Linked DNA regions of Mus musculus: region 2 is linked to region 1. Evidence: chromatin contacts called from ENCODE POLR2A ChIA-PET data. All regions are on one chromosome and are shown on one strand. Each heading gives the region's core, a stretch centred on a gene start or an enhancer-like site at or near the end of the contact. The rest is flanking DNA. Distances are from core to core; before and after follow the strand shown.

What was found. ChIA-PET counts read pairs that join two places held with the same protein, here RNA polymerase II (POLR2A).
Region 2: POLR2A ChIA-PET joins it to region 1 with 26 read pairs in Patski. The contact joins the promoter of Fam32a here to the promoter of Tpm4 in region 1. POLR2A ChIA-PET finds 5 or more read pairs at or near these places in 2 of 5 experiments (Patski and embryonic stem cell).

What each region holds. Positions count from the first base shown.
Region 1 is chr8:72,132,839-72,137,618 of GRCm38, reverse strand. It overlaps Tpm4 (tropomyosin 4), which reads right to left and starts at 2,331. Exons shown (of 8, transcript NM_001001491.2): 1 at 2,166-2,331. The coding sequence starts at 2,297.
Region 2 is chr8:72,216,858-72,221,637 of GRCm38, reverse strand. Fam32a (family with sequence similarity 32, member A) reads right to left here and starts at 1,893. Exons shown (of 4, transcript NM_026455.5): 1 at 1,778-1,893; 2 at 1,556-1,697. The coding sequence starts at 1,851.

The DNA of each region.
Region 1 (4,780 bases), core at 1,082-3,581:
ATCATCAGCCTTAGTGGCAAGCACCTCTACCCAGCTGAACCATCTCAGGGGCCCATGGGTGCCTCTTTTTTATATCTTGAACTTCAATACCTATCATATGCAACAAGTGGGGCAGTATTGGTTCCCGCCCACTTCAGTTTTTAGTATATTTAGCAAAAGTTATGTAACCAGGACCACTATCTAATTTGTTAACTTTTGCCATTTGCTAAAAAGAACCTTGTGCCCATCTGCAGTCGGTGGAGCTTTTAGTTGTTGGTTTTTTGTTTTGTTTTGTTTTTTTGTTTTTTTTTTTTTTGTTATGGTTTCACGAAGTCCAAGTTGGCCTCTAACTACATAGTCTGGCCCTAATTTCTGACTGCCCTGCCTTAATCTCTCAAGTGCAGGCTCTACTTCATCCAGTTCACCCAGTCCTGCAGAAGGGACCCAGGACTTTGTGCATACTAAGCAAGTATCCCACCATTCAATGACAACCCCACAGCCTCTAAGTAGCCTGGGCTGCAGGGGGCTCAAGGCCACACCCAACATAGTAATCACTTTCACAGTCACATTGAGTTTCCACATTCATGAGTTGTCTCAAAGAAAAGGAAAAGAACTTAGACTGAAGAGGCACACTTTGATCTTGGCATATTTTCAACTGTTTAAAACAGAAAGAGCTCTAGTTCACATCCATGCATTCATTCACACACACACACACACACACACACACACACATCCTAAGTCATCTTGAGCTCCGCCCCTTCCTGCAATCAAAGCCTTCCACCGGCTACAAAGGGTTTCCCTTATAAGGTAAAAGAGGCTTGCTAGATACTTGTGGCCAAGCAACAGGAAGACGTCGGTTAATCACACAAAAATCTAAATGAAACCAGCTGTTGGGACACAAGCCCAGAAATCAGCTACACACACCCCAACCCCATTTCTAGTCTGGGTGTTTCTGGCCCGGAATCAACTTGAGATGTCTTTCTACAACCAAAAGAAGCATGCTTTCCCACATGAACTTTTAAAGCAGCTCAGAGTTTTCCAAAAGGCATCCCCCGCACTCCACCCTTGGGCCGCCAAATTCCTGGCTTGGCTGGAGTCTCGAGGCCATTTTGGAGATGTCTAGGGTGGGACGGGCGTATGAGAAGCCGTAACAGCTACTGTGCAGAGCTTCCGCCCGGTTCTGAGGCTTTCTCCAGCCCGAGCGGTCCTTGAGGGATTCAAGGCTTCTACCCAGGCCAGGCTGTCGCCCAGGCAGTCTTGGGAGGAGTCCAGGCGGTACCTGCACTGCCAACTCCACCTAGCCTTTCAGTTTCTAGGGTCCCCGCCCTGAGTTCCCACACTACGGCTTCAGGAGACCTGGGCAATCACACAACACTTCTTCCCTTGTCTGTGAGTCTCCTTCGCTAGCAAACACCGCCCTACTACTCAGGCAAGGGGCTCTCCTTGCCCCGGAAACGTCTGGAATGCCTCTCCCTAGTCTTTTCTTTCTACCCACCTGTAGCAGACTTTTGGGAGACACGAATCGAACGCTTTGTGGGTGCCAGAGCTGGGCTTAGAACCCAGACCCATCTCTGGCCCCGGGCTTGACCCAGGGATGAAGAGGAGGCGCGGAGGCCTTTCCTCTTTCCGAACTATTCATGCACCCCGGTCCCTGAACTCTCAGGGAAGGCGCATACAGTGGGCGCTCCGGCGTCGGGCAGGCCCCCTAGTGGATATTACCTGGGGCTAGGGGGACACAGGGTGATGGTGGTGGTGGTGGGTGTCCTGCAGGCCAGCGTCCAAATTCTCCTGTCCCCACCCCGCCCTCAGCGGACGTGTCGCGGCCGCACCCTAAGGACGTGCCGGGAAAGTTCGGGCGCGAAGAAGCAAAAGCGCGCACCGCCCCCGCCCCCACCTTGGTCAGCCGCAGACAATGGGAGCGCGGTATTTGCCCCACTACTCCGGAGTGCCCCGCGCAGGACTGTCCCCCCCGCAACCTCCCAGTTCCTGCCCCGCCAGCGTACGGGGCTCCAGGATCCAAGGGTATGGATGATCAAGGCGGAGGGGAGACGGAGGAAGGGGGAGCTAGAAGCATGCGGAGCTGGGAAGAAAAGAGGGCGCCAGGGAGCACTGCGGGCCCGGAAGCGCGCGGGACGAAAAGTGGGATCGGGCGGGGGTCGCGGACGGCGCGGGTCCTGGTCTCTCACTTTCTCGCGCCGCTCGCGCTCGCCATCCAGTTCGCGCTGCAGGCCTTGCGCGCGATCCTCTGCGTCGTCTGCCTGCTGCTGCAGGGCCTGGATCTTGCGCTTCACTGCCTCCAGTGAGTTGAGGCCGGCCATAGCTCAATCGTTCTGCTGGGCTCCGGCGACAGCTGGGCGGCCGCGCCCGGGCCCGCCAGCCTTGGCCACGCCGGGGCCGCCCCCGCCTCTCCCCGCCCCCCGGCCCTGCTGTCAGGCCCATGAGGTCACCCGGGCCGGCCGCGACGTCAGCACCGGGCGGGGGGTGGGTGGGAGGGGGTGGCTGACGTCGGTGCAGCTAGCCGCCTTTGCCCTGTGGGCTCCTCGTCCTCCCTCACTGCCCGCCCCGCCTGGCCCAGCGGCCGCGCACTTACCTGGGAGCCTTTATTCTCCGTCTGCTTTAGAGTCTTCTTTAAGTCTGTCAGGTCCTCGGAGTGCCTGTCCAGTTCGTCCTCCACGCATTTCAGTTTCTTCTGGAACTACGTCAGCTGCTCTTTCACCTGGGGACACAGAAGATAATGAGTCAGCCTAATGGTCCATTGCCCGGAGTTTGGGAGGCTGAGGCAGAAGGACTGGGAGTTTAAGGCCCTGCAAATGAACAAAGTCTTTATGAGCTGATGAGATGGCTCCATGGGTAGAGGTGCTTGCCACCAAGCCTAATGCCCAGAGTCCATTAATCTCACACATGCGCCCACATTAATGTAGAAAGTAAAAGGTTTATATAAAGAAGGTCTCATTCAGAGGACACAAGTTTGTGAAAGTAAAAAGTGTATATAGACAAGGTCTTGTACAGAGGACTCAGGTTGATTCCCAGCTCCTGTTCCAGGGGAGCCAACATTCTCTGCTTCCATGACCCCTTAGCATAGGCATGCATGCATGCAAAACACCCTCACATAAAATATAAAATACTCCCTCCACATACACAGAGCGGTAAGTGTGCATTACTGAATACAGAGGGATTTTACTCTTGACCTAAGGACTGGCCATTCTTGGACTCATAAGAGTCCCCACTCTCTTGAGGAAGTCATAGCTTTAGTTTGAAACACTACAAATTGGATTTTGCATTCTCACTTTCTGAATGCAGCTCTCAGGTGATCTCTGTTTAAGCAAAGTGGAGCCTATAGAAACTCCCAGTTTTGTAGGCAGAAACTTTCTGACCAGTGTGCAAGCCCTTTCCCCTGCTGAGAAACTTACCCTCAAGAGCCCCACATCCTGCTCCCACTCCAATCTGGCTCCCACACCTGGCTTTCAGGTCTGTCCTGGAAGAGACCCACTCTCAGGGACCAATTCCCCTCTAAGATCAAATTTTCACTCCTCTAACTTTTGCACATTTGTTAGGCATCTGTTTTTTTGTTTGTTTGTTTTTGTTTTTGTTTTTGAGACAGGGTTTCTCTGTGTAGCCCTGGCTGTCCTGGAACTCTGTAGACCAGGCTGGCCTCGAACTCGGAAATCCGCCTGCCTCTGCCTCCCAAGTGCTGGGATTAAAGGCGTGTGCCACCACCGCCTGGCATGCATCTGTTTTAATTAATGTGTCCTTTAACCTTCCCCAGAATCTAGTGCTGTTTGTTCTGAGAGTCTGTCCCCCACAATTCCTGTTTTAGGCATCCCATCAACCTCTCTGAGAACCACTCAGCCATGTGACACCTCCTAGCTGCTAGGGTCACTCTTGTGTCAACTCCACAGGATCTCTGTATCTCCTTCTATCCCTGATGCTGTATGTGGTCTAGAGCAGGACTCCCCTCCACCCCCCAGTACTCCAGGCCAAGCTTCCTGTCCTTCCTCAGCAGGAAACACTGAGGGTGGTTGCCTTTCTGTAGATTAACACCCGTCCACTCACCACTTCCCCCAACCCCCCAGTTCTTAAAATAAATTTGATAGGGACTCCATGCTCACACCAATACTCAGATCTCTGTGGACAGTAAGTATTACGATGATAACCAGCTATATATGTGTGTCTGCACACTTGTGAGTGTGTGTGTGGGGCGGGTGTGTGTGCGTGTGCGTGTGTGTGTGTGTGTGTGAGAACATGCAAGTGTCCACTTCTGCTCCCCCTCTTTTTCTTGACACTGCTTCTCACTGTATAGATCAGGATGGCTCTAAATTCACAGACATCTGCTGCCTTTGCCTCTTGACCCTGGATTAAAGTTGTTTTCTTTCCTCCCACAGGGAGAGCTTGTCAGAGGTGCCACCTGGGAAGTCCTGAGGCTCTGGGCTGATGGGAAGCAGGCACAAGGCAGACACTCTTTAGTGGATAGGAGTTAGAGCCCACCCTCTAGATGGTAGAACCAGGCTTAGATGAGCCAGCAGACAGCTGTTCCAGCTGGCTTATCTGACATCTCCAAGGCCACTCTGGACCTGGTCCCAGTCTGCCACTATGATGGATGTGACTGGGCCCATCATATCATTCCTAGCACTTCAGGCTAAAGGGAGGGCCTTGACCTCTAGACAGAGAGCCTGGAGTCTTGCTCCCAGCCCCAGATATGTAACCCCCCCCCCCGTCACTTTTCTGGCCTTAGTTTCCCTATGAATACCTTGATCTGGTGAACTTTGAACACTTTAGGGCAGGTAGCTGTCTTTGACTAAGA
Region 2 (4,780 bases), core at 644-3,143, 84 kb before region 1:
CAGCTCGCATTTCTGTTGCTATGACAACATACCCGCCTATCTGGCTGGCTATTTCACCTTACAGTCCATAAAGAGGGAAAGTGAAGGCAGAGACTGAAGGGCCACAACTCAGTCAAGAACAGAGATAAATGGAAGTGAGCATGCTTCACACTCAGTTTTCCTTTGCTGTTACATGGTTCAAAACCCAAACACTGGGGGCTAAAGATCTTGAGTTCAGCTCAGAGCCAGCACTAAATGGTGGCTCACAATTTTCTGTAATGACACCCTTCCACACCTACTACACCCTATGGGAATGTCACAGTGGTCAGTGAGTGTGTACAGGTGTCCGTTGAAGTCCTGTAGAAGACAGGCTATACCAGTGAACCAGGTTGGCAGTACCCCCATCTCTACCCAGCCTATCTCACATACCCCACTACAGGTCTCATAGTACCCCAAAGGAGCCTGAGGAGGCACCATGCCTGAGCGTGTGCTCCAACAGTCCAAGCTGCATTGCCTTCGGCTCCCCCTCTGGCAGCACAGCACAAGAAGACAACACACTCATACACATAAATAAAAATTTCCAACGGTCTTCCACCCAGGGCTGGAGAGATGGCTCAGAGGTTAAGAGCACTGACTGCTCTCTTAGAGGTCCTGAGTTCAAGTCCCAGCCCACATGGTGGCTCACAACCATCTATAATGAGGCCTGGTGCCCTCTTCTGGTTTGCAGGCATATATGCAGGCAGAACACTGCATACATAATAAATAAAGTCTTCCACTCAGGACCAGAGCTACCAACGACAGCAGGAAGGGGTGGCAGACCCTAGGGGACTCTAGTTTGTATCAAGTTGTCCAATTAGGGTGCCCAGAAGGGCCACAAGACCGTAGCCAGCCAGCCCATGTCGTTATTCAATTGCAGAGGCAAAAAAACAAAACAAAACACTCCACTGAAGTACAGGCTATACCAGACCAGAGAACACAATTGGCTGGGAGACAGCAAGGTGACCCACACATCCCAGAAACTCTGTGGGAGTTCCAATACATAATTGATGCCCTTTGTTAGATGGAGAAGGTGCCTTCCTGGGTTTTCTCAACAGGGATATCACATTGTAACACTGCATCCTAGAAGTTCAAGTCTACAGAGATAGTGCCAGGACAACCAAGGCTACATAAAGAAACCTGTCTCAAAGCAAACTAAACAAACAAACAAACACCCAAAATAACTAGTATGGCCTTGTGGGCCATGCTAGCCTCTCCAGGAACTAAAAAGCTGAGGCAGTAGTTCAGGGCCAACTGCAGCCTACATAGAGAGTTACAGAAGAGCCTGGGTTCCATCCACACACACACACAACCTTCAAATAACAAAAGTACATTTGAAGCTAGGAAAGCGAGTTGTCATGGAAACAGACTTTGTGGTAACTTAAGAACAATGAACTTGGCTAGCATTAAGAGCTGATGACATCTGTCTTCCCAGTTCACAAGAAGACCACTTTAGGCAGGGCTACCAGGCTACCAGGAGTTGGGAGAAGGCCTGGGCTACACGGGCAGTTGGAGCCGGCCTGTTCTGCCCCTGCCTCACCCGCTTCTCCTGCATCTTTTCGAAGGCTGCCTGCGCCGGCGTGCGCTTGTCCAGGCAGCGCCTTTTCTCCTCCTCGCTCTTCTTGCTCGTCCCCATGGCCTCCAGCATCTTGGCCTTGTCTTTGTCTTTCTTCTTCTTCTTCCTGAGAGAGAGGGGGACGGTAAGAGGGGCCGGAGCTGGGGGTCGGCCCTCAGGGACAGACCGCGGGCTCCCGGGCCTCACCGCTTTGTCACGCCGAGCTCTGCCACGCCTTTCAGCTTCAGGGGGCCCTTCTGGACTTGCTCGTAGGCCTCCATAGCGCTCGCAAGCCGTGCCCCGGGAACTCCGCCACACTTCCTGTTTGCATACAGTACTTCCGGCCGAAACCCTCCTCGCTTCCTTCTGATTGGTCAGCTAGGACGCACGCGTCCTCAGGGTTCAGAGTAAGTGCACACTTCCGGTCTCGGGTAGTCTTGGCAACTGTCCAACAACATAGCTCGCCTAAAGACACACTTCGTATTTGGGCGTCCATTTCTGACTTTATGGGCATCCACTTTTGCTTTGTGGCATTATTTACTTAATTACTTTTTTTCCAATTTAGAAAATTACAATTACCCAGAACTCCAGAGACAGAGACAGGAGGATCTCTGGATCTCTGGATTCAGCGTGTTTTATGTAGTGACTTCAGGTCAGCCAGAACTAAAGACTGTGTCTCGAAATAAGTAATAAGAAAGAATAAATCTGGGGCTGGTGAGATGGCTCAGTGGGTAAGAGCACCCGACTGCTCTTCCGAAGGTCCAGAGTTCAAATCCCAGCAACCACATGGTGGCTCACAACCATCCGTAACAAGATCTGACTCCCTCTTCTGGTGTGTCTGAAGACAGCTACAATGTACTTACATATAATAATAAATAAATCTTAAAAAAAAAAAGAAAGAATAAATCTTTAAAATTACATTAAAAGTTAGTTACCTGTATACGTGTATGTGAGTGTGTGTACACACGTGCCAGAGCACACGTGGAGTACAGAGGACACTTTGCAGTACTCTCAGGCCTTATGCTGTGGGTTCCTGGGAATCAGACTGATGTGGTCATATTTATAGACGAAGATCCTTTGTCTGCTGAGTCATCTCAATGGTCACAATTATTTTTCTGTGAGTTTGAGGGCAGAAGTGTCATGACACTAAATGAGTCTGATAAACGTGGAATTTGCTGTGTAGACTGCTCTGACCTCTAGCTTGCTGCAGTTCTGACTGAGCATGCAGAAAACTGGAACTGCAGGTGTGTGCCACTGCCCTAGCTTGTCTTGTTGATGTTTTATAGAGGACAGGCTTGCTATGTAGCAGATGATTAAACTGTCTTTTTGGTTGTTTGTTTGTTTTGAGACAGGGTCTCACTGTGTAGCCTTGGCTGTCCTTGTACTCCTTATGTAGGCTATGCTGTTGTGAATTCAGGGATATCCACCTGCCTCTGCCTCCCAAGGGCTGAGTTTAAAGGTGCGTGCCACCATGCCCAGCAACCTTACTTCCCAACTACTGGGATCACAGATGTGCTGGGATTTTTTTTTTTCTATAGCAATTTTGGGGAGTGGGGAGGTTACATTTATTTATTTGTGTGCTGTGTAGAGCAAGTAGAGGTCAGAGCACAACTGTGGGAGCTGCTTTGCTCCTTCCACTGTGTGTCCAGGGAATCAGGCCCCTACTGCTGTTCTGTGAGAGGCTCTCTCTGTGTGCGAGGCTCTCCTTACACAGCCCCGAAGCTTGTGACTCCCTTAGTTCTGGATGTTAAGCCTGAGCCACTACACCAGGCTCACTTATTATTCTATATCTGATGGCTATTCTTGGTTTACAGCTTGACTACATCTTGAATTAAATAAAACTCAATAAAAGTGTTGATTTTTTTCTAAGTAAATCATTTAAAATGGGAAGATCCAATTTTAATCCAGATCATTTGAGATGGAAAAATCCACTTTTAATTTGGGACACACTTTTTTCTGGCAGCTGATGCATGTTTGCCCTAGCTTTTTATAGTGCATTCTGTACTTTCACTGACATTAGAGCCTGCTTCTTTGGGATTCCAGCATATACTGAAGACCAGCCAAGACATTTAGCATTGTGGAGTAAACAATTATTGAATTGTCGGACTCTAGCTGGACCATAGCTTGGGAACCACCCTAGCTTCCATGGCTAAATATATATAAAATCAGACTCCAGAACCACATTGAGAGCACCATTCTGACCTTAAAACCCAGGACCAAAACCTGCAAAAATGGGAACAAAGATCTAATCCATCAAAAATCTAGTCCATAGTTCCAGAATCCAGGAAAGTCCCTAAATATACTAACCTTGCCTTTCACTTCTGCTTCTTGCTATTATTGCTAACTAAAGTATCTCAACCAGGACGTGATTTTTGTGCATTAAATACAAAGAACTGTGAGCCTTGGGGATGCACAACATGGGAAGTTCACCAGGCAGCCTCTGGCCAACAATAAAGACTTTCTTTCTGGCTTTAAGAGTGTCTCTGTGCGTGTGTTCTATGGTTTTATATATAAAACATATATATGTTGTGTATGAGTGTTTTGCTTGCGTGTATCTAAGTGCACCATGTGTATGCCTGATACCCAAGGAGGCCAAAACAGGGTGTTGGATGCCCTGGAACTGGAGTTACAAATTCTTGTGAGGTGCCATGTTGGTTCTGGGAATTGAATCCAGGTCCTGCCTGAGAGATCTTTCTAGCCCTGTTATGTGTGTGTGTTGAAACCCCTTAAAATCTCCTTAGTTTTTTTTTTTTTAAGATTAGGGACTGGAAAGAGATGGCTCAGCAGTTAAGAGCTGAGGACCAGGTTTCAGTTCCCAGACCCACATGGTGGTTCACAACCATCCATAGGTACACAAGGGGTGCACACACACAGGGAGAACACAGCACACTTTTAAAAAGGAAAGTAAATCCAGTAACATAAAATAAAAAATTCAAAACTAGCCAGGTGTGATGTTTCAGCCCCACAATCCTAGTACTCAGATGAGCACAAGGAGGCAGGAGAATCAAGGCACCTGTCCCAGCCTGGTCTACACAGAAAGTTCCAGGCCATAGATGTACAGAGTGCATCAAAAATTCAAACCTTTGGAGGTGTGCACCTTTAATCCCAGCACTTGGATATAGAGCCATAAAGATATCTCTGTAAAGCCAAGGCCAGCCTGATCTACATAGCAAGTTCTATGCCAGTCAGGGGTTACATAGTGAGACTGTC